2 separate regions of the Homo sapiens genome follow, and region 2 is linked to region 1. The links are chromatin contacts, found by Hi-C in ENCODE. All regions are on one chromosome and are shown on one strand. Each heading gives the region's core, a stretch centred on a gene start or an enhancer-like site at or near the end of the contact. The rest is flanking DNA. Distances are from core to core; before and after follow the strand shown.

Region 1 (3,451 bases), core at 511-3,010:
TTTCTACCACCTTGTCCAGGTTTCAGGGATCTCTGGTCCAGTTTCAGTCAATAATGCTAACTATCACTGCAGCTCACTGACTTCTTTCTTGTACATAGCAGTTTTTCGCAGGAAGAAAACAAATCTAACGAATAGGAATAACTTCAGGTGATGCTGTTTTCTTCCCGCTTCCTGGGATCACTGTCTTTCCTCTGAAATGGTTTTAATCAGAACCAATCTGTTATACTCAGGAGCCTAAATCAAACACGACATGCAGAGAGACAAACAAGAAAGCAACAAATGATCTGAGCCACTGAACAAGAAATATATATAAAACAGTTTTAGGAATTACAGCTGTCACAACTTTTCACCATGGGGCCTTCTCTGTGATTTAGAAAAAACTGCATTTATTTGTTATTAGGATCGGAGACAAGAGAAAAATACCGACCCAAATAGCCACTGGGGAAGAGGGAAGCTCTGATGCCAATTTATGTGGAGGATGGAGCCAAACTGACTCACACACACACACACAAAAGTATGTACTGGCATTTTCCACACAGTCCAGGTCACTTGGGAGCTTAGCCAAGGATATTTTGAGCATTCGACTACCTATTGTGAACAAGGTTGGGAACTATGAGGCGCTATGTGGCCCTGATCAAGCTCAGATGGGCCAAATCCTCAACCAAAATTCTCTTTCCCATAAATGTTTATCTCTACATTTCCCACAGAAGGGGATTCTAACTCAGTTTTGCTTCTGAAACCAAACTATCCAAGGCCAGGTGAGATGACTCATGCCTGTAATCCCAGCAATTTGGGAGGCCAAGGAGGGAGGATGCTTGAACTCAGGAGTTCAAGACCAGCCTGGGCAACATAACAAGACCCCATCTCTACAAAAAATTTAAAAATTGGCGCGGTGTGGTCGTGTGAGCCCCTAGCCCCAGCTACTCAGGAGGCTGAGGCAGGAGAATCGGTTGGGCTGGGCTGACAGTGCCAGACCCTGTTAAAAAATAAAAATTAAAAAAACTCCTAAATTTGGAAACACATCCCCAGCTGAGGGCCGGGAGATACTTCTCAACCGTAATCCAGAACCCTCTAAAATGGGATGTGGAGAGGCTGCAGCCTGTAGTCTTGCGATGACCTTTTAGCACCTGGGCATCTTGCGCTTCTGTCATTCCGCCCACACCCGCTCAGCTCCATCCAAGAGGGCCCGGCAGTTTGGAGTGAAAGCTTAGCTTCCCAACGGGTAAATGAACCTGCCTCCCATTCACAGGGCGGCCTCTGGCTGGACACCTGGGGCCTACTGCCTCCTTGTTACACATTAACCAAGTTCTGGCCTCCATCGTAACAGCGTCAGGGAAGTTTTTTCCTGGCTGACAGCCGCAGATGATGACCGAAGACAACGTCTTAACTGAGACGGGCCAATTTGGCAAATGGACTGCTTTCCTCCCCAGTGCGGGCACCTTCCTCCTCTGTCCGGCAACTGGACCCCACTGTCCCCAGCCCTCTGTCACCCCCAAACCTGCCCACCGCCCGCCTCTACCCGACCCTCCCTCAGGGAAATCGGGACTCAGCCCCCAACGCCCCCACCTGCCGCTCTGCCCACCTCAGCGCACACCGCCAGAGCGCCCAGCCCGCGCACGTGCTTCCGGCGCGCGCCGAAGTCCTCACGCGCCCCGCCCCGGCCTCCCCGTGCGCACGCGCGAACGCGGGGTGGGCCGGGCCTCGCGTAGCCCATCTCCTCTTCCTCCTCGCGGTCGCGGCCGGACGGAGGGTGGAGGGCCCTGCGCCTGCGCGGAGCTGGAGTCCGGCTGGGCCGCAGCCGCTGGGAGACCGGCGGTTGCCGTGGGGACCGGTCGGGCCCCTCCCTCCTCCGGTCCCCCGCCCCAGGTCCTTCCCCACCGAGACGCGCCGGCGGACCGCGGGCGAGTGCAGCCGGTGACCCGGCGAGAGGCGGCGCCGCTCCCAAGATGTCGCAGACGGCCATGTCCGAAACCTACGGTACGAGGCCCGGGCTGGCGGGGCGCGCGGGTCGGGCCGCGGGGGGCGTCGGTGGCGCGGGGCCGGGCCTGGGCTGCGGGGGTCTTGAGGGTGGCGGTGGCGCCGGCCGGAGCCGGGGGACGGATCTCGGAGGTGTCTGGGCTTGGGACCGGGATGGGGGACGCGGGCCGCTGGGGGCTCGGGTGGGGTAGCGGGTGCGCGGGGCGCGGGGGCGCTGTGCACAGCGCATTGGCGTGATCCGCCTTTTCAAGTTTCCTCTTGCTCTTTCTCTGCTCTTGCACTCTTAGCGCTTTTCCCCTCTCAGTCTAATGTAAATAACTGAAGGTTTGAAAAGCCAGCTTGATGTTCGGTTTCAGCTGCGATATTATCCCCAGCGAGCCTGTGAAGGGCTTAGGGCGACGCCTGTGTTCCTCAAATACTTCAGTTTGACCTTTCCTGGTTTGGAATTCCTTGCTTTACATTGGGATTACAGTGAGGAGTTATTAATAGGCTAATTCATTCATCTCTTCCTCCGGAGACCTCTTGCTTCGTTTATTTCTCCCTCCCTCTCAGTGTTTTTTAGCCTTTTCTGGGTTGCATTTTGGCTATTTATAAACATGTCTTGTCTCCTTCTTAAGACCGTAAGCACCTTGGAAGCAAAGCCCTGGCTGTTTAATCTTTGTTTCCCCTGCAGCACCCAGACCTGGAGGTGCTTGACAAATACTGTTTTGAATAAGCGAAAGCTTTCCCAGTGCATATGCTGTGTGCTTTTTTTTTTTTCTCCCCTTTTTTGGCCTTGCGTGGTAAGAATAAACAACTTGTACTTTGTATCAGAGTTGAATATTAATAGATGTTTACCAGTCCCTAATCACTCTTTCAGATGTATGTATTCTCAGATTAAGACTTTGATTTGGAGTTTTACAGTCCCAGAGAGAGGCTCAAGTTCAAAATTACATACCTCAAGCCAAATTAGTCCTGTCTCCATCTGTCCTGGCATGCTGCTTCCTTCTCTGCAACAAATACTGTGGAATGGCATTAGGGAAGCGAGCACCGTGCTGGGAGGGCTGTACATCCTGCAGAAACACAGCAGACACGGCTCTGGTCTCATGGAGCGTAGTCTATTGAGGGAATGCAGTATTAATCCAATTGTGATACTAATGAGTGAATAATTAAAAACCAGGCAAGAGTTCTGAAGGAGTGTGGTCCGTGAAAGTGTGTTAGAAAGAAAGATGACCCAGACAGGGGTGTCAGGGAGGCATTAACCAGGCAGCACGCAGAACATCTCAGGCCTGTGGGAAGGGTAACTCAAGAAGGGTGTGTTTTGAGTACCACGCTGGAGAGGTGGATGAGGAGGCAGAGAGGAGAGGGTCTTGAGGAAGGCGTCAGTTTGTCTTGTAAGAAAAAATGGGAACTTTTGGAAGGGCTTCCATGCTGGGGTCACAGTGCATTTGGTCCACCTTCAGTGAGTGACTCCTGTGACTGGTACTGCCCTGTT
Region 2 (3,451 bases), core at 618-3,117, 1.4 Mb after region 1:
TAAAAGGGCTGGACTCAGTGGTTCATGCCTGTAAACCTAGCACTTTGGGAGGCTGAGGCGGGTGGATCATCTGAGGTCAGGGGTTCGAGACCAGCCTGACCAACAGGGAGAAACACCATCTCTACTAAAAGTACAAAATTAGCCAGGCATGGTGGCACATGCCTGTAATCCCAGCTACTCGGGAGGCTGAGGCAGGAGAATCGCTTGAACCTGGGAGGTGGAGGTTGCGGTAAGCAGAGATCATGCCATTGCACTCCAGCATGTGTAACAACAGTGAAACTCCGTCTCAAAAAAATATATATATATATGTATATATATATATATATAAAACAACAAAAAAAGAAGGTCTCGATGCGGTGGGTGGGGAAGGGCAGAGGAGACAGGTTGATGATGGTTGAAGCGAGGTGCTAAGTACATAGGGTGGGGTTCTTGTGCTCTCCACACTTCTGTGTACTTGAAAATTTTCATAACAAGAGAAAACAAAAAATTAAACAGAAAATGAGGTTTTCATTTCCTCCAGCAAAACAAACATAACAGGGACTTAGGATGTACTTTTCCCAATCGCTCCTCTGGCAGAATATTTTGATCCTCCAGCTAGCTTCCGGCTCTTATCCTGTTCATCTGTTCTGTAGATACTGGCAGGAAATAGGCTCTTCAACAGGGCCTGCTAGGTCCAGTGCTAGGGAGTAGAGCGTTTTGGATTCTACGCCTACATTTTTTTTTAAGTGACCAGTTTTCTAGTTGAGATACTTGAAATACAAAGTCTCATGGTGAGGTCTTACCCTCTGCTGTCCCATTCCTTTTTACAGGCCATCATGGCGTTAATCTTATCTCCAAGGAGAAAAATTGGGAAGAGAGGCCTAGATTCCTCAACAGAAGCGGGAAGGAAAGGTTTGCAGAATGAAGAGTGTGAAGTGAGGTTTGTGGTTTGAATCATCCGAATGTCAAGGAGAAAAGAAGAAAAATGAATCATCATCATTTGACCACGGTATTTACAGCTAGCGGAAGGGACAAGAGGAGAAAAAAGCAAGGGAGGAGATAAAGGAAGAACGTCTCAGAATAAAATTGGGGTGGGTGGGGGGAGGAGGAGGAAGACAGTCTAAGAAATTGGTTTGGTTGCACCAGTACTGGCCACAACACAAAAATTTGTCCATTCCTGGTTGAAATTAAAAATAAATGTGCATGCACATGTATTTGTCTGCTGTGTTTAATCAGATAGCGAGGCACTCCTTTAAGCACCTTGAAGACCCAAAGTTGCGCTCAGAGGCTGCCCACCTGGAACGGAGACCGAGGTTGAGCAGGGAGCTACTCAGAGGACCCAAAGCCGCCTAGCTGACCACCTTCTTCCCTATGAGTTCCCAGTAACGGAGCCCAGTGGAGGAGACGCTACACTTCTCTGTGGGGACAGAGGCTAAGGGCGGGGGTCTCCATAGAGGCGTTAGCGCCCACCAGCGGCAGTGACCGCGCACAGGGAGGTGAAGAATGCGACCACGGTGATACGTCCAACCTGGAAAACGGGCCTGAGAACCAAAGGGCCAACTTCTGGCCATGCATAACGAAGCAGAGCAGTCTCAGGGTAGAAGGCACTGGAAAAGCGTTGTAGGACAATTTTTCCCAGTAGAAACGGTGGGGGTGGGAGGGAGACCCGCTCACCCCTTTTGACCCACCCCTGCAGCTCAGCCACGCCTCCTAGGGAGGTGGGCAGCCTTGCAGGAGCCCGCGCGAGGCTGCAGTACCGCCCTCCGCCACATGAGGGCAGCACGGCCTACCCGTGCAGCAGCGGCGGCCCCCGCGCCCCTCTTGGCCAGAGCCAGGCGCAGGCCGGCTTGCGGTGCCGTCGTTCATTGGCCGCGGCGCGGGCGCTGCCATGTTGGCGGAAGCGGACCCCCCTGTGCCGTGGAAACTGGCGGTGGCCGCGGCCGCCGAGTCGGTCTGCGCAGCCTCCTGCGTTTTCTCGCTTGGATCTTGGCACTGAGAGGCGGTGGCCGGCGGGATGGAGAAAAGTAGGATGAACCTGCCCAAGGGGCCGGACACGCTCTGCTTCGACAAGGACGAGTTCATGAAGGTGCGCGCGGCGTCCGCTCCCCGGAGCCGGGCCATGAGGGTGCCTCTGCCCTGTGCCCTCTGTGGCGGTCTCTTCGGTCGGCTGCTCCTGCCTGCGCACGCTCAGTGTCAGGTCCTCCGCCGAGACCTCGCTGCACTTCGCAATGAGTCTTTTGGCGTCAGGTTTGGCGGGTGCAGCCTGGAGAAAGCACTTCTGTAAAATCGTGCGTGTTACATGGAAAGGCCTGAAAGTTCTGGGCAAGTGGTTTTGAGCTGCATGTCAAAGCCACTGTTACCCGTTCCTGTTACCATGCAGTGCAGTCAGATTGCCAGTCCCCTTGTCGGAAAGAAGCTTGTGGACCGGGGCCTTGGAGCTCATTAAGTGTGTGTTGAATAAATCTCCAAGCCCACGTACTTTCCTAGGGACTCGGGTCGGAAAGAAAAAGAACTTAATCTGAAGTTTTGCTTAACATTCAGCTAAAGCTTCCAGAATGGGATATTTAGAAGCTTAGAACATTCTTACCGACTATTGCAGTACGACAAAGCAAACCATTACTCTTTAAAGAAGTTGCTCTACTTTTTACGTGATGCATTTGAAGAAGTTGGTAGTTGTAGGTCATAAACTTAGAGAAAAGAAATATAAACTGAAAACACTTCACTGATGATAAAGTTCATCAGGCACAGCCTTGAAAATGGCCAGGCTTTGAGTGAGAGCTGGGAGGAGCTTTGCTCCTACTTGGTGTATCCCTCTGGGTCTGCACTTAAGCCATTCAAAAAATGTTTCTATTTAATTTCCTGAGGACTAGGATTTTTGACACCTTTTAGTAGCTGCTTTCAGTGTTAAAAAGCGAAAAGTTTTAGCTGGTTAGTAGACATCTACAATTTTGAGCAAGTGAGTTGAAATCTTACTCTGCCTTTCTTGGTGACATAATGTTTTCTAGATTAATTAGCCTATCTCTTTTTGATAATATTTGCATTCAGATTACATCTCCAAAGCTGTTTTTTTTTAAAGTAGATCTGTATCTTCTCCAGTGTGACCATATCATTTTTCGTATGTAGGACTTATCTATACCCAGGAATAATGTACCTTATTCTTGTAAGTGATATTCCTATTAGACCACTGTACTAAAAGGTGTAACTTCATTAGGATGTCTCAAAGAATGTACAGAATCAACTCATTGATCCAGAAACCCTTCGTTTTGCCTACTGGCTAAGAGCTACCCTGAAATGAGGGTAGAAAGAAACAGCTAAGGGTACATGCTGGGGAGAGGTGCCCTGGAAGAGGAAAGGCCATACACGGAGATCAGGGGCCTTGTTGACGTCAAGAATCTCAGAGTACAGAATAATCTCAGTTTGTCCATCTCTTGACTTCTTAAGGCTCAACACCAGCATCTTCTCTGACTCACTA

Evidence for each region. Hi-C counts contacts between places; a loop is a spot of excess contacts on that map. Pooled maps may share reads with other maps.
Region 2: a loop to region 1 is called in a map of CD8-positive, alpha-beta T cell, with 8 times the contacts of the local background. The contact joins the promoter of COG2 here to the promoter of RAB4A-AS1 in region 1. A Hi-C loop is called at or near these places in 2 of 168 maps with a recorded cell type or tissue (CD8-positive, alpha-beta T cell and naive thymus-derived CD4-positive, alpha-beta T cell) and 7 of 50 pooled maps.

The regions. Positions count from the first base shown.
Region 1 is chr1:229,269,394-229,272,844 of GRCh38, forward strand. RAB4A-AS1 (RAB4A antisense RNA 1) reads right to left here and starts at 1,761. Exons shown (of 2, transcript NR_149313.1): 1 at 1,583-1,761. It overlaps RAB4A (RAB4A, member RAS oncogene family), which reads left to right and starts at 1,718. Exons shown (of 8, transcript NM_004578.4): 1 at 1,718-1,977. The coding sequence starts at 1,947. RefSeq lists silencers at 1,530-2,059, 2,100-2,259.
Region 2 is chr1:230,640,614-230,644,064 of GRCh38, forward strand. It overlaps COG2 (component of oligomeric golgi complex 2), which reads left to right and starts at 1,868. Exons shown (of 18, transcript NM_007357.3): 1 at 1,868-2,065. The coding sequence starts at 1,994. LOC124904545 (a long non-coding RNA gene) reads right to left here and starts at 84. Exons shown (of 2, transcript XR_007066935.1): 1 at 1-84. RefSeq lists silencers at 1,662-1,801, 3,415-3,451 and an enhancer at 1,892-2,111.